2 separate regions of the Mus musculus genome follow, and region 1 is linked to region 2. Evidence: chromatin loops called from intact Hi-C (ENCODE). Cell type or tissue: heart. All regions are shown on one strand. Links, peaks and the distances in the headings refer to the core of each region. The heading gives the core; the rest is flanking DNA.

Evidence for each region. Hi-C counts contacts between places; a loop is a spot of excess contacts. Peaks named below come from ENCODE experiments on the same cell type or tissue, not always from the same donor. Only the 100,000 strongest peaks of a DNase experiment are listed, where the experiment ranks them.
Region 1: a loop joins it to region 2, with 4 times the contacts of the local background. A loop is called at or near these places in 14 of 42 quality-filtered maps.

What each region holds. Positions count from the first base shown.
Region 1 is chr17:5,745,073-5,756,722 of GRCm38, reverse strand. It overlaps Zdhhc14 (zinc finger, DHHC domain containing 14), which reads right to left. Exons shown (of 9, transcript NM_146073.3): 9 at 2,832-4,031. The coding sequence ends at 3,630. Among named protein-coding and RNA genes, the nearest start is that of Gm41519, 20 kb to the left of the region's middle. In heart, for the core only: CTCF peaks have their summits at 3,460 (motif pointing right), 7,806 and 8,021 (motif pointing right); a DNase peak (open chromatin) is centred at 3,602; H3K4me3 peaks cover 805 bases; H3K27ac peaks cover 587 bases; H3K27me3 peaks cover 1,060 bases.
Region 2 is chr17:5,423,756-5,435,405 of GRCm38, reverse strand. It overlaps Tmem242 (transmembrane protein 242), which reads left to right. Exons shown (of 4, transcript NM_027457.4): 3 at 1,827-1,964. Among named protein-coding and RNA genes, the nearest start is that of Tmem242, 11 kb to the left of the region's middle. In heart, for the core only: no CTCF peak of the experiment used is centred there; a DNase peak (open chromatin) is centred at 5,795; H3K27ac peaks cover 90 bases.

The sequences.
Region 1 (11,650 bases), core at 1,428-9,427, 320 kb before region 2:
GAGGAGAGGGGATGGGAGGGGAGGGGAGGGAGTGTGTGTGGGGGGGAGGTGTTTGAGAAGGTGAAGGGCTTGCTATAGAGCATGTAGGCTAGGGAACTAAGAAAAAAGGAGTGATAGAGGGAGAGGAATGAGGGATGTGGTAAGTTCCCACAACAAACAAACACCATAATCATCAATTTAATTTAGTCTCAGTCTTCGGAATAGTTTTGAGGTATTGATTAGAAAATATACCCAATGTTATTTCTCTTTATGCTCTTCTTACTTGAAGAACTCAATGAGCTGAAGAGATCCTGGTGTGGACAAGAACAGAAACCCCTGGTGGGAAAGACCCTAATTCATATCCTGACACCTGCCAAATGAGCTCCAGCCCGAAGCCACGGCTGGGAGGCAGCTGGTTCAAGGCCCCAAGAGGATGCTGGGTAGGCTCGGCTCTGAATGGAACAGGTGCTAAGGCTGTATGGGCGAGTTCTTAGAAGCCCTTGAAAAGTTTCATTCTGACTTATTCCTGGAGATGCCACCAAGCCCTGTACCCCGGACACCCACTACAACCTGAATACATTCATTTCTTGCTTTTAGTCTAGAGAAGGTCCACCAGGCCTAGGGTGTGAAGCCTGCTAAGGTTTACCCACTCAGGGCTTGGCATCACATGGCTTGCACAATGGAGTTTGTAACTTGTTTTGCACTTTCATGCACACCTTATGTCAGTGTCCCTGGCTGACACAGGCAAGGACGTAACAGACTTGGTGGTATGGGTAGTTCTGAGAGGCACTCTGCTGCCTGGGGGTGGGTGGGATATAACATTGTTCTCCCAGGCTGAACAATCACATCCAGAGCTGGAATGAACATTTTTCAAGTGGGCACAGCGTGGTACTGTGCTGACTGCCCGTGGCACAGAGTGGCATGTCAGCCTGTCTGCTCAGAAGCAGGCATTCAGCCATCATCACCCTTCTCAGATCTGGACCAGGGTGCTCTGGCTAAATCCAATTTCCCAGTGCTCGGTAGGAGAATGGGAAGCAGATGGACTTTACCCCCTCTCGGCCCCTATGTGTGCTAATGGCCCAAACCTTAATAGCACGGTAAAATATTTATCTTATTTTTTTCTAGCTAGCAGCCAATCGATTGCTAACTCTCTCGAAGCATTTAGAATGCCAAGGTCCACTCAGCCACACTAGATGGACCCAGTTAATGGGAAATGCAAGCCACTTACCTCTCTGGATGGTGCCCCTCACCCTCACCGCTGAAGTAGGGCCCTAAGAGCCCAGTTGCTTATTCCCAAACAGGAAGAAAGGTCTGTGACATTCTGTGGGCTTTAAACTTTCAATTATTTTAGCCACTTGTCGTATTCAAGTTCCACACCACCTGTCCCTGAACCGTCTTGATTCATTTTTACCAAGGTCCCCAAACCCCTATTTGAAAAATGGCACCACATATGTATGGAGGATGGGTCTAGAACAGGGTGAGTGATAATAAGTATATTTGTCCCTCAGTGTCCTTAGGGGATTGGTTCCAGAGTCCCATGGAAGCTCCCATCTATGGAAGCTCAGGTCTATTAGTAAAACTGAACAATGTTTGCATATAGAACACACAAACCTCCTTCTGTGGGCATTGTCTCATCTCTAGGAGATTTATATCTAACACAATGCAGTGCAATTGAATAACATGGAAAGACAGACACACAACTCAGTGTAGATACCCTCCCCTCAAATATTTTCATGGTTGGTTGAATCCACAGTTGAAAGGGAAGATGGAGGGGCAACTGTATTCAGTGACTTATGGTTGCTTCTTGGAATTTTTTAAATGGGGCTGTTGGTATCAGGAAATTGGCAACTACTATATTAGGAGTATCGGGAATGAAAGGACTCTATAAAGACTAGCTCCCCCACCCTACCCCAAGGTATCTATAAAGACTAGCTCCCCCACCCTACCCCAAGGTATCTATAAAGACTAGCTCCCCTACCCCACCCCAAGGGTAGAAACTGGGAAAAGACCAGACCACCCTTGGGTCCAGGGTAAGGAGCAGGTGGGGGCCCGGATGTGGTTGACAAGGTGTAGGGGGAACTCTGTGGACATCTACTCATAGGTGGAGCATCTGACAGTGTGTGGTTGTGTAAGAACAGTTCTGTCTTAAATTACAAATAATTAGGTCTAGAAAACTTAAAAAAAATGGCTACATACAATTCACCTTCTCCAACTTCTACACTGCCACAGGGCATAACAGTGAAGGTGCCTCAGAGATGTCACAAGGAAGACATAAGCAGCCACTTTTCAGCATGACAATTGTCTGACTTGAATGGAATTGGTTTTAGCCCCAGTAACATTGTGTCTACTGTATTAATGAGACCTGCACCTGGTGCCGAGTCACAGAGTGCTCTGTGGATTTGCCATTGGATATGGGGCTGGGAATGAAGGCTGCAGAGCGCTGGTGAGTTTCCTGCAGCTCCTCCCGGATAGTCTGGCTCCCTAAAATGCCAGGTGACAGATGGAGTGAAGCCGCCATCTTGTTTTTGTCTCCAGTTGTGATCTATGTGACCTCAGCTCCAGGGTGGGGCTGCTGTTGCCTCATGAGGAGCATGAGGTATGCCTATGAGGTCTGTAGCGCCCCAACATCACATGGAACCGAGAAGACAGCCAGACAACATCCCGTCTCCTGGGTACCCCTCCCTCCACTTACTACACATAATTGCTGTGTGAGTGGCTCTTAGTTCATAGCAACCCCCCTTAAGCCTGTATTAAAAACAGATCAGGAAGGTGGGTGCTAAGGGCTGAGGACTGTTAGCAAGCTCAGCTCCCATCTAAGAAGCCGAACCATAACCCACAACATGAAGATTTCAACTTTGGCTGTTTTGAATTATTCCTTACCAGAGATAATGTGAACAAGTAAGTAACTACATGCAAGCTGTTGACAACTGTATACAGATCAAGAAAATAACAGAGGAGTCATTTTATTGGCTGTCCATAGGAAGGTCATTGTCACACAGGAGGCGAGGACTGCCCCATGGTGGCACAATATGACATCCATCTGAGCATTGACAGAGGGTTAAAATGTCTGTCCAGGGCAGGATAGACCCCAGGTGCCGTCTGCAACAGGGGATGCCCCCAGTAACCCTCTTCATCAGGAAACGCCCATCCTCATACAGCTAAGTCCAGTAAGTCGCGAAGGATGGCATTACCCACCGGGTTCGGTCTGTCACATTGGAAAGTATCACAAGATTAAAAAGAAGGAAAACAGAGAGACATCTTTTCTTCTGGAATACCACTGCTGTAACACAGACTATAGTGTGGCATGCAATCCCATGTCTGGCCGGCTTTTCCCTTTGGAACTTTTGTTTCGTTTTGTTTTAATGAACAAATGGAACGGCGGGTGGATTTCAATTAGTAGCTGTAACATTAGGTCCAATTTCAGTCTGGCCACCAGTGTCGAAAATTTTCCTCGTGTCTGTCCCAAAAGCAGCCGACAGAGGGCGCTGCACGCTGCATCCACGCTGCCTCTTTCAATTCCAGGCTCCTCCCATTGAGGGAGTCTCCTCTTCCCGGTCCACTCTGCAGATTCCAAACAAAACGTCCTCTTGGCTATGTCCAGTAATTTGTTTTTGTTTGTCACCTGTGGTCCCCAGGGCTGGCCATGCAGGTCACACGGAGCTGAGCTTTACCAAGCCCCTCACGGAGTCTTCGTGCAGGGAGTCCTGGCTGGCCAGACCCAACATGTGCATGGTACGGCTATGTGCTAGAGGGCTGCCTGCCCCCAGCATCCTTGGCGGTGAGGGTGCCTCATCTGGGGTCAGAAACTGATGGCCCCCATGCTCATCCTTCAGGGGCATAATGTCTGAGAGTGTGGCCTCCGTGGCAAGGTTGGGCATGGAGGAGGGTGGTGTGGGCTGGCCCAGCGTCAGGCTAGCACATGGGGTGCCCAGGCCGGGTTTCCCAGGCATATGCAGCTCTTCGCTGGTGAGGCTGGGCTCGCTCTGAAGCAGGGGCGTGGCTGCGGCCTGCAAAACGAATTTGGTGCTCTGAATGCACTGGTCTTGGTCGCACTGGAGAACAGCAGCAGGAGCCAGCAAAGAAAAGGTGGAAAGGAGATGAAAAAGGAGAGGGTGGGACGGGGGAGGGGGTAGGTGAGGGAGAAGAGAAACCATTAGTATCTTGTCAGTAAGGCAGAGGCAAGGAGCAGACATTAGGAGAGACCCTAGCACATGACACATACACACTTGTGTGGCAGAATAAAGTACTCTAGTGAGCAGGTACCTCTGTGGGCCTCCAGGGTGCAATATTAGCTACATTATAGCCTCTATGCCCTTGATTCCAAACTTAAAGGATGTCATTTATAGGCAATCCCAGAAAAGGGTCACAGGATTTCCCACCCACAGCAATAGAGACCACAGCTTCTTGTAGTTTGAGAACTTTAGTTTCTGTGTATGTGTTTGTTTGTGAAGTGCAAGCAAGTATGTATGCATGTGTACATGTAGTGTGTATGTGTGTGTCCACGTGCGCGCACGCACTTACATGTATGGAGGATCAAGTGCATGAAGCTGTTTGTTTGTTTGTTTAAGCAAACCAACCACTACCACACATGATGTGCAAATATTGGTAAATATTGGCTTTCCTTGGCTTAGTGGTCCCTGAGTTTTAAGTCACTACCAAACTACATACTAATAGCCCTGTTATTGCTAATAGGCACAACCAGAGGTGCCTCTCATCATTGGCGGCCCATGGGAACACATACAAGGCAGCCCTAGTGGGAGTAGAGAGCAACCGTCTGAGGTTGCAGATCTCTATTTCATGCCCCGTTGTGTGTGCACCCTTCCCAGAGCATGCCTTTTGTAAGTTCCCCGCCCTGTCCATGAGCCTAGAAGAGAAGGCTGAGGCCCCAAGGAGTTAGTAGTTTATTAGAAGTTTAAAGTCTTTGACTCCAGGCTGGAGCCAGACTTAAAGGGAAGCCCAGCAGAGGATGACAGCCTTGGGGATGGGGAATCGGGTCTCACCCAGCCAACGGAATGTCAAAGAAATGTGGAGATGGAGGGGAGGGCTGGGGGGAGCAAGGAGGAGGGGACTGAATGAGGAGATGCTATTCAAAGGGATGAGAAGACTGGGAAAAGCAGCTGGAACGGCTGTTGGTTAAACTCCATGAGCCACTAACGTATACATTGTCCAGTCTCCCCAATCATTCCTGCCCCACACCAGAGCTATCAGAGCATTAGAGAAGCACTCTAATCTTCCAGGGCAGCAGGCAGGGTTATGCCCAGGCACCACTGTCTGCTTTGCATAGCACATGAGCTTGGCCCTGATGGGGCAGCCTCATTGATTAAACATATGCTTCCAGGATATCAGGCTCAGAGAGATACGTTGTAAGACTGCTCTGTGACAATCACCATTTAAGATTCCTGCTGGCAGAGACATGCTGGCTCCTCAAATACCCCAGCTTATGAAAGCTAGGCACAGTGCCACAGGTACCCTGCCAATGAACCTGGGCCACAAGGCAGGCCAGAAGGCTCCAGCTGGGAAAGCAGTGGCCTTTTCTGGATGACAGATTCTTGCTGTCATCAGGTACAGTCAGGACTCTTGCTCATGTGCACACCATCCGCCATCACTAAGGAAGGAAGAGAGTGCTTGTCTCTGTTGACTGAAGTAAATCCTTCACATTGGAAACTAACTGGCGAATTCTATCTGAGGGACCAGCCCACGTCTTCTGACTGGTTCTTACAGACTCCCAGGAAAAAGAAGTGCTGGGATCGCATGTGCAGCCACAATACCCTGTCACTCAGTGTTCTGAATCCCCCCATCGCTGGCCCATTCTCGCCCCCAGTCATTTCCCCATCTGAGCCAGGCAGCAGAGCTTATGAGTACCCAATAGAGCCTTCTTAAACAATGTGGTTGCCAGTGCAGGCGTTGGTGTGGCTTCTGAGATGTGTAGTAACAAACACCACTTTGCTGACTTAAACAGCTATCCCAGGTCTGGGCTGGGGGTGGGGGTGGGGAACCATGAACCCAGGGGCACCATGAAGTGCCAGGTCTCTTGTTGGCACTGTTCCCTTCCAAGGTCTCGCTCTTTGCAGCTGAGTGTTTCCCCTCCCAGAAGCCCTCTGCAGCAGTGCAGCCCCCACACCCGTGTCCCCTCCTGCAGTTCACCCTTTGGTGGCTTCCCATGCAGACTCATGGCTTGCTAAAAGCAAGCACAGCGCTGTTGTCACTGGCTGGAACTCTGTTGAAAATGCTTTATAGATTTTATAGATTTCTGTGGTGACACTGGGTGCCATCTGGACTGTGGAAAGGCTCAGCTGGTGAATGTTTGTTGTACAAACACTAGGACCTGAGTATGGTTCCCCAAACTCATGCTAAAAAAAAATAATAATAAAGCCAGGCATAGCAGCAGATATCTGCAAACCCAAAGCTGGGAAGGCATACACAGATGGACCCTAGGGCTCATTGGCCAGCCAGCCCAGGCGACGTTTTGAGTTCCAGGCCCGTGAGAGACTCTCAGAAAACAAGATAGACAGCGCTGGCCGAACAGCACCCAACATTGACCTCTGATCTCCTCACTTCTGCTCCAACCTACCTTACACTCACACCTGCATATACATGGGTATGTACACACACACACACACACACACACACACACACATACACACACCTGCATAAAGTCACCCCAAAGTCTTTCCAAGTGTCTATTTCAACACTGACTTCTACGTACATTTGTTTTAACACCTTAATGGCTGGGTAGGCATAGCTGTGGGCGCTCTCTGGTTGTAGGACCTATGTGTAAACGCCTCATGACCCCCCCTCTGCCGTTCTTAGGTTTCTGAGGTTCTGACGAGCACAGTTCAGAAACTGTGAACCTAAGGGCTGAGAAATCCTGCAGCCTTGGAAAGCCACCTGACTCATGCAAATGGACTTCTGGGAGGTATTGCCCATATCTCTTCTAATGATCGGAACTGGGGCAGGGTGGGGTCTCATCAGTTTCAAACTACAGGCTCTGTACACTGGAATTTATCATTCCATACTGTAAGTATATAAATAGTGTCTGCAGTAAACATCTCCTTAGAACAATGGAATCAAATGAATCAGGATTATGCAGGGCTATAATTGTACTTTACACACACACACACACACACACACACTGCACACACACCACACATACACACTTTTTCAGGTCAGAATTTTTAAATATTTGTCATACTGTTCAAATTTTAAGGGTGATGACTGGGGGAACTCTCATGGTCATGGATCCTCTGTGAGAACATCATGGTTTGGAAAGCAGCCCGTGTTCTCAGGAGATGCCCAATACAAATATCCTCACCCCCTCTTGCTTGTTTGACCTTTGCTTCTAATTTCTAGTTCCTCTTGTTGATTAAAAAAAGGATTTAAAAGTTACATTTATTTATCTGTGGTGAATGTGCATGTGTGTGCACATGCCTGTGTGCGCATGTGTGCATGTGTGTGCACATGTGCACGTGTGCGCGCGTGTGCATGTGTGTGCGTGTGTGCATGTGTGTGCGCGTGTGCATGTGTGTGCGTGTGCATGTATGTGCGCGTGTGCATGTGTGTGCGTGTGTGCATGTGTGTGCACGTGTGCATGTGTGTGCGTGTGCATGTGTGTGCGCGTGTGCATGTGTGTGCGTGTGTGCATGTGTGTGCGCGTGTGCACATGCATGTGGAAGTTAAAAGGATAATGTTAGGAAGTCAGTGCTCCCTTTCCACCCTGTGGATTCTCAGGCTTAAACTCGAGGTTGTCGGGCTTGGCTGCAAGTGTTTTTAACCCGTAAGCCACCTCTAAGCCCCCATTCTTAAAGCTGTTTCTATTTAACTTTCTTTCTGTCTGTTACTGCACACCCTATGTGCTCTCCCTCCACATTTCTCTTCGATACATTCCTTTCCTACTTGCATTCTGGTTGTTTTCTCTTTTTCTTCTCATCTTCCACTCTCCTCTTTCTCACCTGTCACTCTGCTTTTCGCTTTAGGTTGTTTTTTTTTTTTTTTTTTTTTTTTTTAATCGGACTTTTAACCTTCCACCAGTAGAGGGCGCTATCACCACTTTCCTCTTTCTCTGAATTTGGTGGCCCTGTTTCTAAAGTGTACTTGAATTTATCTCCCTTGTTATGTAATCTTAAGAGGAAAAGGCTAAGCCCCTATTTATGATGGTGATAGTTCATATAGATGAATAATACCACATGGAAGAAACCAACATTTTCATTTTCAAAACAATCCTTTTAAAGGATCCACAATAATTGAACACTGATTCTATCTATAAAATTGGTTTTTGTTGTTTTTGTTTTTTGTTTATTTTTGTTTTAGATTAAAAATTCATCAGATATTGAATGAGGCCAGAGTAGAAGCTGGCTCTGTATGCGTGTCTACCCGCAGACTTTTGTAGCTTGAGCGCTGGGGCTTTTGCTCTGAGTCATAGCCCTTGTTTAAATGATAAAGAAATGTATGGTTTCAGATGTTGCAATGCCACACAGTAGGTGAGTATTTAGTGCTTCAGTCTGAAACCACGGAGGGCCATGGAGTTGGCTCAGTGGGTGAAGGTGTTTGCTTGCGGTCAAGCCTGAAGACCTGAGTTCCCTCTAGTCTCACGTGATAGAAGGAGCGAGCTGACTCCTGGAGATAACCTTGGATTTCCACGCATGCACCATCGAATGCATGAGTACACACACACACACACACACACACACACACACACCCTATAAGTAAATATAAAAAGCCATAAAAACTTCAAAACATCAAAGAGACCATTTACTTTCACTTTCTGTAGATTTGGGGGTAAAACTTGAGACACGTTCTATTCTGGCTGATGGCTTGTCTGAAAGTGCAGTTTTGAAATGCTATGAATTTTCTATGCGGTCTATAGACATGTTTACAATGGCTTAGATTTCTCATGGCTTTTGCTCTAATTCTGTCAAAAGGACTCAAGCTGGGCGGGGCTTATTTCTGCTCAGCTGTAAAGCTCTGTCTCTGGCCTTATGACCACTTATGGGCATGAACTGATAGACAGAAGACTACCCCACCTTCCAGAGTCCGCCTAGAATGCAGATTTAGGTTAAGAGGATGATCTGGCCTTCTCAGGTCTATGAGGAGACCTCGTTTAACAGTGGAACTGTTGCCTCCGCCTTGCTTGATATCAGATTAAAGGCACTGTTAGTTCCCATTCCTCTGACAAAAATCCCTGAGCGAATCAATTTAAAAAGAGGAAAGATTTATTGGGGTTCACAGCTTCAACCCATGGTCACTTGGCTCTGTGGCTTTGGGACTGCAGAGACACAGTGTGTTATGGGCTGGGGGCAGGGGAAGACAGCAGACAGAGACGACCTATTTACTTCATGACAGGCAACATGCAAACAGAGAAGGGGGCCGGGTGCCCAAGATCCCTGTCCAAGGCATACTCTCAATAATTGTTCTTCAATTAAGATTTCACCACCTCCCAACAGGTGGGACCCAGGCCTTGGACATTTCAGATCTGAACTCTAAGGGGGAGGATATAAAATATTAAGTAATACTAAGTTATTTCTAAAAATTCCCCAAATATACACTGTGTCATCTTTACCTTTAACAAATGTTCCCAAAAGGGTCTCTGTAGCTACAGCCTTCAAATATAAATATGTATTCTGTTTCTGATGCTACCCGGAGCATCAGTTGTTTGCTGATCCAATATTCACATCCCACTTACAGGAGATGCTAGGTTATTGGTGACTTTCCCCAGGTCTGGAAGTAAACAGACCTCCTGGGTCCTTAGACACCACTCCCCTACAGTCATCCACCCATTGCTTCTAATACAAAGTATCTGAGTGCCCATGTGAGGCTTTCTGATACAGAGTATCTGAGTGCTCACGGAGGCCCACAGTATCTAGTCCCTAAAATACTGCCTGGTTCTCTATGTGCACTTTCCGCACTGCAGAGGAAATGCTATCTTGACCAGGATACCAGTTCTACAATAAACTACAGGAACACATTTGACTTAACAGTCTCCTTTTCTTCCTTGGAGGCTCCTTTAAGGTGATAGGCACTGGAAATGGTTTTGGTCACAGTGACTGTGGTGATTTGAATATGACATGTCCCCCAGAGCCAGGGTATTTGAACACTTGGTTTCGGGCTGGGGGCAATGTTGCGGAACCTTTAGCAAGGGGTGGCTTGCTGGAGGAAGTGCACCCCTGGGGGTGGGCTGTGAGAGTTTGTGGTCTCTCTCTGCTTCTAGTTTGTTCTCTCAGCTTCCTGCTCTGGCTTCCTGCTGCTGTATCTCCCCACAATTATGGACTCTCCCTCTGGAACCACAAGCCCAAATAAACCCTCCCTTCTGTAAGTTGGATTTTGGTCACGGCATTTTATCACAGCAACAGGAAAGTAACCAATACAGAGATCACCTCGTAGGTCAAATTCAGCACTGATTACTGGGAGAGTAGGTAGTGAAAACATGGCTCTGGGCATGTGGGAGAATCTGTTGTCTCCTGTCCTTGACTCATAGAGAAAAGCCTTCTACTCTTGGGAGTAGACAAGAACTGGGTGGGTATATACTTTGAATATGAAAAGGACTAGAATAACTTGGTGACAAGTGTTGTAAGTAGACTATGTCCGATGGTAAATTCTGAGGAAGAGGCTTGCAGGGTGACTTCTAGCATTTGACCACAGCATTGCAGCTCTGCTGAGTGGAAAAAAAAAAGGTCAGGTGTGAGGATGCTGTGCAGGGAGGGACTGTGAGGATGCTAGTGGCTGGATCTGTGAGGTCAGTTGCTGTGCAGGGAGGGACTGTAAGAATGCTAGTGGCTGGATCTGTGAGGTCAGAGCACAGGAGGATGCTGTGCAGGGAGGGACTGTGAGGATGCTAGTGGCTGGATCTGTAAGGTCAGAGCACAGGAGGATGCTGTGCAGGTAGGGACTGTGAGGATGCTAGTGGCTGGATCTGTGAGGTCAGAGCACAGGAGGATGCTGTGCAGGGAGGGACTGTGAGGATGCTAGTGGCTGGATCTGTGAGATCAGGGCACAGGAGAATGCTGTGCAGGGAGGGACTGTGAGGATGCTAGTGGCTGGATCTGTAAGGTCAGAACACAGGAGGATGCTGTGCAGGGAGGTACACAGAGGGTCTTCCGTAACTCTTAGTACCCAGCTGTGATCTCACATCCACAGTGAGGTCAAGAGTTGAACAGGGGACAGGATGAGACAGATGTAGCTGATTTGGTCTTATTGACACCCACCCCCATTCACTATCCTGGCATCCAGAGGAGACCCCAGCAGGGGAACTGTGTCCTAAGGTAAGAGACTTGACCAATGCTAGCAGAGCTGAAAACCAAAGTCTGACCAGATCTTCACAGCAGACATTGTTCTCACGAACCAGAGAAGTCCCACGGACTTCCCACAGTCCTACTCTCACCGACATGATCAGAGCCCAGAGGAATTCACAGTGATTAACCATCAGCTGAACCACTGGCCAAAATGGGGATGACACAAAATGTAAAGTTAGCACTAGACCTTCTGAAACACCACTGTCCAATAAAGTGTCAACAGACACACAAAGACAAGGGGAAATGTGATAGAGTGGAAGGAGAGTTATAGAATCGAGAACAATGATGACCAAGTGATGAACTCAGCAGTGAACAGGAAATGGAAGAAAAGAGCAGCGAACATTGAGAAGGACCAGAACAAATGACCCCGTCTAAAGAACCGAGGG
Region 2 (11,650 bases), core at 1,830-9,829:
AGCCAGCAGGCCCAGGGATCGTTCTGTCTCCATCCTCCCAGTGCTGTCATTCTCTCAGGCCAGCATTGCTGTGCCTGGCTGTCTGTGAGCCTGGAGGCCCAAGCTCAGAGCCTCGTGGCTGTGCTGCAGCACTTCATGCATGAGGCTGTCTCTCCACCCCAGACTGAGTATTCCTTAAGAACCCATTTGGTGTTTACATAAAACAAACCCCAGGATTATACTGAAAAGGGCTAAGATGTGAAGCTTAAACGGTTGCCATGACAGTTTGCTATTGATGCTTCCCACAAATGTGATTGATGGGTCAATTCTTGTTACCCACTTTCTCGGGCTTCTGATGCATACCAGGAGAAATATCCATGGTCTCAAGAATTACAAACACAGAATAGAAAATAAGCTGTCTGTTGATTTTAAGAATATTGAGTACAATAACTACATTATAAATTGTTCTATTCAACTTCCAAATATGGAAGCCTTAATTTTTATTTTAAGAGCAGGTGGGGTGGGAAGGGCAATGGAGGGAAATGTAGCTTTTAAAACATGTATGTATACACAGACACTCAATCGCCACACAATACACACGAGGCACACACATATATGTGCACATATACACACAACTTGTATGTATGACTATATCTAATGTCTTATAAAACAAGATTAGTTTTTGGCAAGTTAAATCTTTTGTGCAAAATGTCAGCCCACATAATTTTGAACAGAGGGTATGAGTATCATTTGATAGAAAAAAAACGTGTCTAGATTTTTTTTTTAACTTAGAGATCAATCATCAGTATCAAGATTCTGCTAACATTCGTGTTGGAAGTATGGAGACAATAACTAATGCTTTCACCTCACGTTAAGTGGCTGATATGCAACTATTACTGTACCTGTTCCTAAAGACCTGAGGCAAACTGAGATTCTGTTGCAAATCTCTCGAGTTACTTTCATATGACTATCTTTTTTATTTGATCTGGTAAAACAAATATGGATTTGTGTTGGTGTGTATGTGTGTGTATCTAAAATTTCTGTTTTTACCAGGGGCCAAATGGCTACTTCATTTGTTTCTAAAATAAAATTGATGCAAGGCCTATTAACTGGTCCCGACAAAATGATATTGGTTGATGGTCTCGCTTCTCAGTAGAGATCGAGGCCCAGTTAAAAGGCAGGGTGCTGGTGGAACCAGCAGAAACTGTCACAATGTGGGAAAAGAATAAGATTGTAGAGTGTATGTGTTTATAATAGGAAATGGCTAAAGAAAGATTTCAGCAATTTGTTGAGGTCTAAAATATCTACCAAAAGTGTTGGTCAGCTAACATTGAGCATTCGCCGTCTGTCCTTAATGATCTGTGTGATGCAGGTTAGCAGACAGGTTTTCTTCATTTCAGGAACAGCGCCTACCGTCACACTACACATGTGCATAGGAAAGGCCTGTACTAAGAAGTATGTTAAGCAGTGTACAGAAAATTACTCTAACAAAGAGAAGAACTTTAGTGAACTGAGATGAATTTTTCAGGTGGAAGACAGAGTGTTATAAACCCGTCATCCCTTATCAGATTAGCTGAATCCTCAAATGCTGTTTTAATGAAAATGCCAATGGATCTTGATGCAGTGTTCTAGGTTTTTCTGGAAGGATAAGTGGCCACAGTGTGCCCACATCCAAATGTCTGTAGTCAGAGAACTCATGTCTTACATAAGTTGTGAAGGTGCTACTCAGCCTTGGGCTGAGCTGGCTCCCAGGGCCGCGTTGCTTACCTGGGAGTACTGTAATCGTCTCCTAACACTTCTAGAACATTCACTGAGTATTTTACCCAAGCTTTCTGTGTTCATTCCAGGGCACTATGGCCACGGCTGCCTTACCAGAGAGTGGGTCTTCCCTTGCCCTGCGAGCCCTGGGCTGGGGTTCTCTTTATGCCTGGTGTGGAGTTGGTGTGATCAGCTTTGCAGTGTGGAAAGCCTTAGGAGTTCACAGCGTAAGTACCTCGCCTTGTGAGAGCTGCCTGTCGACTCTGTGTTGTCTAAAGTTCTTGGTTTTCAAATTTGCATATATTTTGGTCCCTGTCTTCTGAAATAATGATCCAGAATATGACTAAATTCTTCCCAATATGTAGGCAGCTTGTTACCAGTAACTTGTTTTTCAAATATAATTAATGACTGATTCAGAGTTGATGCCTTTTCTGTATACATTGGTTAATTTAATAAAGTCAGTGATTGGGAACTACTTTGTATATTGCTTGACATCCGTATATATAATAAAACATTTTAATTAATTACTCAAATTATTAATGTGTTAGATACACGTTTCAGAGAAAAGTTCTAAGCACCCATGCATGTGTGTGTGCGTGTGTGTCTGTAAAATGGATACCTTGAACTAAAAATTACGCACTACGAATGACTGGTTTCTTTGTCTTAAATAATCAGTGAGCAGCCCTGTGGACCAGGCTATCCAGGCAGTTGGTAGTATTGGGGACACAGATAAACAGCTTTCTCATATCCCAGTCAGCATTGGGTGGGAGGGTGGGGTGTAAGTCCTGGATGTCTCCAGGCACTGTGTCGAGCACCGAGAAAGTGGATGGGGACAGCGTGAGGGGAGCAGGTGTTGGGTAAATCGGGCTCAGTGTGTGACTTGTGAGCTTGCGCTATCTGATAGGCACGTTGTCCTAGGCACTGTTTGATTGCCGAGAGGAGACACGGTGACCCTGACTAAGGCACTTCTTACAAAGGAAAGTTCTCGTTGTATTCTTCGCTCACGGCACTGGAAGACATGGTGCGCCTGCGCTCACCTCCAGCTTTCCTGCACCGACACTGTTGCCTGTTCACCTTCCTCACAATGGACTGGGGACTCCCTAGAAAAGTCAGAAAACCTGTCACTGGAGGGTTGTCGGTGATTGTTGGTATTTGTTCCATTTCTCCCACTTGAGGCATTATACCAGCCATTTAGACATAGCTAGTTAGAAGATGTAATATTGGGAGCTGGTGAGGGTGGGTCACTTGCCTAATACAGCATACCTTCCTGCCAGCAGACTTGAGCTTGGAACTCAGCTCTGAATGTTTAGGGCCTAGGTTTTCTAACTTTACCTTCCTTCACTAGCTAAAATGGGAAATAAAGTAGGGGCAAGGGGAAGGGAGTGTTGGATGTGATTGATCTGATCCATTTGGTTCTCGCTAGCTCACCAAGCTTTCCTAGATGGATGTCAGTGTCTTACAGTGCTGGCCTTTCTCTCCTCATAGAAGAGGAGACTTCTTAAGCCATCCCCTGAAGCAGAAAAGGCTTAGGACATAGGTACAAGTGAACAAACGATTTACAGCTGTGTAGAACAAGAGAGTGGCTGTCTGAGAAGCTGGGAGAGAGTGTTGACAGAAGTACGTGGGCAAATGATTTTCTTTCCTAGAAACATCACGATATGTCAATATTGCTTTTTAAAGACTGCACAGGATGCTTATGCTCATACCACCCAGACGTACCATCCATGTGTATGATGTCATTTTTATTCATTTGTACCCAAAATAAAGCACAGCTGCCTGGGAGCTCCGGAGACCACCCTGGCTGGCTGAGGTCTGTTTGGGGACACCTCTGCTCCTGTGGAAATGCTAGCCGATGGTGCTGGCTGACAGCCTGTTATCTTCCCAGTGCTTAGTGCTGTGAGTGGGTCGTCAGCAGGGTGAGCGTTGAGGTGGAGAGCGCAGGTACTCTGATGTGCAGAGTCATCACAGGCAAGGCCCCGTGGCTGAAGACACCACCTGCATAGCTCAGTGAACACGGAGAAGCCCATCTGACTCCTGCTTAGAGCCATCCCTAAGCTCCAGTATCTTTGGTACAGGAAAGTGCTCTGTACGCTACCAAAGGAGAAGCACAAACACCCAGGCAGCAGCCACACTTGGATCCTTAGTGCTGGTCTGCTATGACAGTGCAAGGATGACACGAAGCTTGAAGCTTGTGCGAGTCACAACCAATACCTGATGTGACCTAAGGCCCACTCCGTGAGATGGAACCCATGGCTATCACTGCTTGAGTACCAAGAGCCTCAGACTAGATAGCCCAGGGGCCTAGAGTAGAACCAAATACTGTTCTAAGATAAAACAGAGGTAGCAATAAAATGGCATTGAGCTACACTCGAAGCTTAGTGCCTTGGTCAGCCATCGCCGGAGAGGCTCAACCTGCATCAGATGGGACCAGATAAGGAGACCCACAGTTACTCTGCAGAGAGTGAGAGATTGCAGAACGCTTACGATAAATCGGACATCTCCATCAAATCCCCTCAGGGGGATGGCTCAAGGAACCAAGTGGATGAGGAGGCAGAAAGAGGGTAAGAGCCAGAGGGATGGAGGACACCAAGAGAACAATGCTCTCTAAGCCTAAGCCAACGCTATGGACACAGAGACTGAGGCAGCAAGCGAAGGGCCTGCACGGACCTGCACCGGATTGGGCCCTAGAACTGAAAGGAGACGTGAACACACCCCCATCCCTAGCCCGAAACTGTATCCAGTGTTTCCTCCAAGGGAGGCTCATGGGGAAACAAACTACTCTTAGGGGTAGGCCGTATGCCCAGCACTAGATGGCTAGCAGAAAATGATCTCCACAGCATCTTTGGAGGTCCCTTCTCTCACAGTGTCATGTCAGGACTGTTCCATGTTAGCATTTTATGGGTTTTTTTTTAATCTTTTTATCCTACCAGTACTGTGTGTGTGTGTGCGTGTGTGTGTGTGTGTTATGGCTTCCAGTTTAGTGTTTTTATGGGGTCCCTGAGTGTACAATTGAGTGGGTCTCTCTCCTTTTTTTAGGCTCTTTTCCTCCTGTTTGTTTTGCCCGATATTGATGTGATAGTTCTGTTTTATCTTATCATATTTTACTCCTATCCCTTAGAGTCCTGTTTGTGTTCCAGTGAGAGTCATGGGGGCTCCCAGATCTGCCTCTGCAGAGACGAGGCTCCCTTAGCAAAGGTCACGACCCTGCTCCAGGCTCCTAGACAGAAGGAGGTGGATCTGCATGAGTGGGGAAGTGGGAGGGAACCGCGTGTTCCCATGTGAGGGCAGGTCTATTTTCAATAAAAGGGAATAAAATCAATAAAATAAAAGAGTCATCATAAGAAATCAATCTAAATTTTCATAGACCAACAAAAGTAGGTTATCATACTCCCGAGGATTTGGCTTTATGGGCCAGACTGCTATTTTAGTTTCTAGAACATGAACGACTTTGTTTTATGACACCAATAAGGGGATTCTTACCTAGGTAAAATATTTGAGAGAGAAGAAAATGTTTTCTAGTTAGCGTTACTGACTCTGTGGACTCTGACACTGCACCTTAATGTCCTACTAGGAAGAGGACGTAGACAAACCCTGTCCCACTTCAGAGGCCGCTAGGCTCATCTGGTCCCTACGCTCTCCAGAGACACCCCTAGAAGGCCAAACCCTCCGACTAAACCCCGTGCCAGGGCATGTCTCTCAGGGTGGGAGTGTTCGAATTCATCAAGTGAGTACTCTAGAACCCCTTTGTGGGGCTACCCCGAGCTGGCTGTGTGCTGACACACCAGGAGAGGGCACAACCCTGCTCCTGGCTCCTAGAACAGTGTTCGGAGGCGTGAACTTGAATCTCTGTGTCTAGCCCAACTTGGGGAAATGTCACTTTTCTACAACTTAAGATGACAGTCTCAGGATGACCCACACCTCTGCAGCATGGAGGTGGATAAAAGCAGGCAGAGCAAAGCTAGCTCCATTGTCTGGTAATTGCTACTGCTACCTTTGAATTGTGCTCTCTGCTGTAAATCCAGTTCCTCTTGCTTGCCATCTAGTGGCTGATTGTGAGCAGCTCGCCTGAAGCGCTTAACATTTCCTGTTTTAATTCACAGCTCCCCCTGCTGGCCCGAGAGGCAACATGTTTAAACTGCTCACAGCAGACTCTCAGTGTCTTAAAGTGGCTTTGCTTTTTACTTTATTACCCACAGTTATTGTGAAATTCCATTGCACAGAGAACACATAGTATACATCCAGTGTAAAAATGCATTTGTATCTTATGTAGTAGTGTAGCATTTAAGCAGAGTTCACAAAAAGGACAGCTGCTAGAAGCTGTTGCATTTGTTGGCCAAAGGCACTGACCTTACCCAAGGTTAAAGGTGAGACCTTTAGAAACAGCTCGAAGTTCAGCACCTATCCACCCCAGTGCCTTGACCGGTACTGAGCCAGCATGGGCAGCTTGATGGGCCATATGACTTCGAGGTTCCTTCTGAATTATGGTTGAGTTGTGGTAGTTTATCGTTTGAATATGATCGAGGCAATATTTCACCGCAGTAGCTTTACTAGCAGGGACGGGGGGGGGGGGGGTAGTTGGGGAAGCCTTTCCTGTAGGTTCCTGGTTCCCTCTTTAAACCAGCTGTGCACGCGATTCCAGGAGACAGGGCATTCAGCCCTGGCAGGTACACACTGGGCCAGTGTGATTAGACTGTTACTAGGACAGGTGGCTTAGCGAATAGCTGAGCGAAATACTATCTTAAGTGGAAACCTCCTGTTTGTGCAGGAAAGCAAATTTCTGTTTAGTTATTGGCATGTTACTCATGTAGTGACATGTTAATTTTGTCACTAGTGCCCTTTATTACTTACTAGTTGGTATTAACTGGTGGTCCAAGGACTTCTGAAGAGGTTTCACTTATTTACAGCTAGACCACCCTATCTCTCTCTCTCTCAGAAGGTGAAACATTAGCTATCCCACTATTTCTTAGTTGCTGTAGTTATAACTAGAAGGGACTGTGGGTGTGCTCAACCAGTGGTGTGGCCCTGTGTTGTGTACTGTTACCTCAGAGGCCTGGAGTCACCACCAGTTAGCATTACTGAGTGAGAATGTTTGGGTGGAATGTTGCGCGCGCTCAACTGGCCAGGAAGAACGACGCTGCTACAGGATCCTTCTGCACACATTTATTCAGTCCTGTTTCTTCTTGTTTATATCTCCCCTGTTTATATCTCCCCCGAACCCTGGGCCTCTCACTCCTTTTATACTCTCTCTCATCCACGCACCGCAGGCCACGCCCCCTCACCAGGCACGCAGCTTCAGCTAATCAGGGCAGCAGGGGCATATCTCCATCAAAATGGATTCACCAGTATCCTGGTACACCTGCGCAGCTCTCAAGATGTTTGTGGTTTATATGAGGAAGTCAGGTGCAAGTCATACGACTTAGCTGCAGTCCCTGGCGCCTTTGGGACTGCCGCCACACCCGCTCCCCACAGTGGAATCTTCTATATTACATCACACGTCTACGGACAGGATTGTCCAGACTCTCCCTTCTAGTCCGGAGGTCGTAGGCTCACCTCACCACCATCGTCTCTGCTCTTGTAAGAGGCGAGGCTTCTCTCGTGCCGTGTATAGAATGTTCATGATGCCTGCTGGAGTGAGAACTCATAATTTACAGCTGTTGCCTTTGTAGGAGCTGGAATGTAATAAAATCCAGGGATGAATATTTCTCTGTGAGAGATTTAATTTTAAATTAGTGGGGAAACGGAGATCTAACGTTATTACGTTTTTTTAACTATTGAAAAAGGAGGGATTTGCCTTTGTATCACCAGTTGGTCAGCTACCTGTTACTGTAACAAAGTATCTCAGGTCATGAATGGCCTCAGGAAAGATTGTTCAGCCTCCAGTTTTGGAAGTCACAGTCTATGACTGAGCAACCCATTGTCTTCTGCTCCTGGGGCAGTGAACGCAAGCAGTGGCTGGCGTCAGGGTGGAGCAGACGGCTCACATCACTAGTTAAGGAACAGAGAGCAAGACTCGCACAGTCCATGTCCCAAAGGATCCTTCTCGGCATCCTCCTGCCCTCCCCACAAGGCCCTCTCCCCAAGTTTCCCACCATTGATTAGCACCACTCTGAGGCCACCTCTGGGGAGCCATCATAATCCAAATTTCAGATGAATGTGTGTGTGTGTTTAAACTAAAATGTGTAGAGCCTGTAATTTTTAAAAGATAATTTATAATTTTTTCTTTAGCTACTCATTATTAAAAAGATGCCTATGGAAAAGTACAGCAGAACTTGCCCTGAGTTCTGATCACTGGTCAGAGCAGGGGCTTTTCTTTCAGGCCTCTTCTCTCTATCTGAGAAGGACATATAGAAGTGCTCCAACTTGGGTGTACTACTCTGGGATGTTTTTTCACTGAACAGTCGTGGGGCCAACTTTCCACAGCAGAGTGCATAAATCTTCATCACTTTTAATGACTCCGTGGGACTCCATTACATATTATAATCTACTTAATTAGCCCTGCCATTGGGACCAACTTTTCACTATTAAATATTATAATGAACCTGTCAGGCATACATCTTATTGCACTTTTCTTGATTAAGAAAACTGTCATGGGACCCTGTTATAGCTGTCTCGTATGAGGCTATGCCAGTGCCTGGCAAATACAGAAGTGGATGCTCACAGTCAGCTATTGGATGGAACACAGGGCCTCCAATGGAGAAGCTAGAGAAAGTACCCAAGGAGCTGAAGGGGTCTGCAACCTATAGGTGGAACAACAATATGAACTAACCAGTACCCCAGAACTCGTGTCTCTAGCTGCATATGTAGCAGAAGATGGCCTAGTTGGCCATCATTGGGAAGAGAGGCCTCTTGGTATTGCAAACTTTATATGCCCCAGTACAGGGGAATGCCAGGGCCAAGAAGTGGGAGTGGGTGGGTAGGGGAGGAGGGTGGAGGGAGGGTATAGGGAACGTTTGGGATAGCATTTGAAATGTATATAAAGAAAATATCTAATAAAAAATAAATAAAATAAAAAGAAAGAAAACTGTCATAGAGATGGAAGATGTTAATGTTGAAGCAAGGGCATTTTAAGATGTTTCTTTGATATGTGTTGCCAGGGAGCTGTGTAGAAAAGTTGAGAAGATAAAGACACACACAGTTCCCTGGCCACTGGGGGCTTCTGTTTCTCTGTAGTGTTTGCCAGTCTGCTAGATGTTAAACTGGATGTCTCTGGCTGTGAAGGTTTACCTGGAGATAGTTGTATCTAATATCTTGTGACATTCCCCAGATCTGTCCTGTTTCCTTTTCTGATGGTGGTTGTTACTCTCCCTCCCCAGAGCCCAGCACTCTTCTCTTTAAAAATCAAAGTTAGGTGTGTGAATGCAGCCTATTTTAACTGTGTTCAGAAGGGGCATTTGACTCTATCCTGAGAGACTCTGAGAACTGGTGTTTCTCTGCTAGGATAGAGAGGATGTACTCTGTTACAGGGTTGATTGGCCCAGCCTAGCCAGCTGGCACACACCTGTTAGTGCAATATTGAGAGGCAGGGGCAGAAGGATGGGGAGTTTAAGGTCAGCCTGGGCTATGTAGGTTTCAGCAGCATGGGCTATAGAGCAAGACAGTCTCAAAAACCAAACAAACAACCAAAAAGTATTTTCTGCAGTTATTTTTTATAACTTCTTCTACGTAGGGGTGTGTGTGTGTCTGTCTGTCTGTCTATCTGTCTGTGTATCTATGTATGTTTACACATACATATATAATTGATTTATTTTTATTTACTTATTTTTGAGACATACTTTTTATGTTAGCATGTTAGGTTACTTCTAACCCTGATAGCCACTGTGAGGGCCTTTACTAAATATAGAGAGTACTCTTTGCTAATTTTAATTTTCATCAATATTTACGAGTGTGTCTTATTAGAACATGGGTCCATCTCACAGTGTCTCTTATTAGAACATGGGGTCTCCATCTCACAGTGCCTCTTATTAGAACATGGGTCCATCTCACAGTATCTCTTAGAGTACATTTATCCCTACTTTATTTCATTTATGCATCTAAATGAAACAGCTGACCCATATTTAAGTAAAACTGTGGAAAGGGTTGCACGTTTTAACTTTGAAGGTGTCAAGGAAGGGAAGTAGGCTTTTAAGTGCTGCTTGTCCCAGTGGTTCAGCTAAAGGTTAAAAGCAAGGCTGAGTTTCCTAGCAGATGTTTAATGGCAGCCATTCTGGAGTAGCCTAATCTAATGCCCTGCCCCCAGGAAAGAGCCAGTTTCCTGTTCTGATTACCACTCTGCTCCCTCCCTCCTCCTGACAGTGTTTGCTGGGACTCAGAACAGAGTCGTCATGGCCTGGCAGCCTTTCTCTGTCAGCCTAGCCCACTGAGGAATATTTTCCTGGAATCATTTAAAAATGAATTGGAAATAGCACGGTGCATCAGCTAGTCAGCTCAAGTCTGAGGTGACAAGAACATCTCTGTCACCCTTATTTCCTATTCCACTGCGGCGGCACTAATGGCCTACCTTGCATTTGATGAGAGAGGGCCTGGATCCTGTGGTCCTGTTCAGTGTGAAGTGGGAGATAATGACCTGAATACTGTTTTTTCAACCTGGGGAGGGGAGAGTCAGTTCTTTGGGCACATTTCCAAACTACTTCTTTTTAAAAACCCACCAATTTCCTTTTATAACTGAAATTTGTTCTCAAAGTATTTTATAAAGTGGCAGTGTGCATCAGTTGAGGGGAGAGATGAGTGATAGCCTAAGAGCCTCGGTGTTCAGAGGCCCCACACAGCCAGGCTTTGTCACCTCGATGTCCCACATGCGCTGACTTCACCTGTCACTGAGCTAACGGCTCACATGAGCAGAAAGAGTTGACACCGCTGCCTCCCCTTAAGTGGCATTTTCAAAGCCACCTCTTATTGATTAGTCTCTAACAAATGGGTAACATTCCAGAGCATTACATATGTTGATAGATTTCTATATAATTATCATCAGTTGAACACAGAAAATGAAGTGTTCTCTGAAATTGAGTTTTCCCAACTAGAAGGCTTCCAGAATCTGTAAGAAACTGTGTGTGGGTGTGTGTGGGTGTCTAGAAGTCAGTGTTAGGCAACTCCCTTCATCTTTCTTCATCTTACTTTTTGAGTCAGGGTCTCCCATTCAGCCTTGCTGATTTGGCTGACTGTGGCCAGCGAGCCCCAGATCTCCTCCCAGGCCTGGGCTGCAGGGCCTCCTACCTCCCCAGCCTTTAAGTGGGCGCTGGGATCAGCTTAGGTCCATGCTCACGTATTTGTGTGTGTGCTATTCCTGCTGACATCGCACGCATCTGTGATCCCAGAACTTGGGAGAAGGCCAGCCTGAGCTACAGAAGGAAACCCTGTTTCAGAAATAAACTCTTCATGGCCTGCATTTGCTTTCATGCTGAGAATTGGGCTGGGTGTGACTTGGCCTCTTGTGATAACTGTTGCAGTTGTCCGAGTTTGTGTTGAAAGATTCTGGGTTTTGATGGTGCGTTTGTTTTTCTTCCCTTGACTCTCGCCAGGCTGCTCCTGGCAGCTCTGTTCACTTCTGCACCAGTGCCACAGTACTGGGCACCAGTGCTGCCTACGGCCCTTCCCTGGGCCCCCATCTTTTCCTCTTCAGAGTCTAGCTGCTAGGTGACCTCACTCCCACCTTGTGCTGCAGGCTCAGGCCCAGTGGACTGGGCACTGGACTTGGATACACACAGGTGTCCTGTGTGCTTCCTCCCCACTGACCTGTCATTTATTCCCAACCTGCAACCTACTCTTTGGTCACACTCCCCCCTGAATGGCAGCATCCACAAAGCTGCCCAGAAACAAAGCCAGCTTGCCAGTCATAATTACGTCTCACCAAGTTCTGTCATTCCCCGGATCTTACCTGTCCTCCACTCTGCAGCCTTTCCACGGGGCAATCATAAGA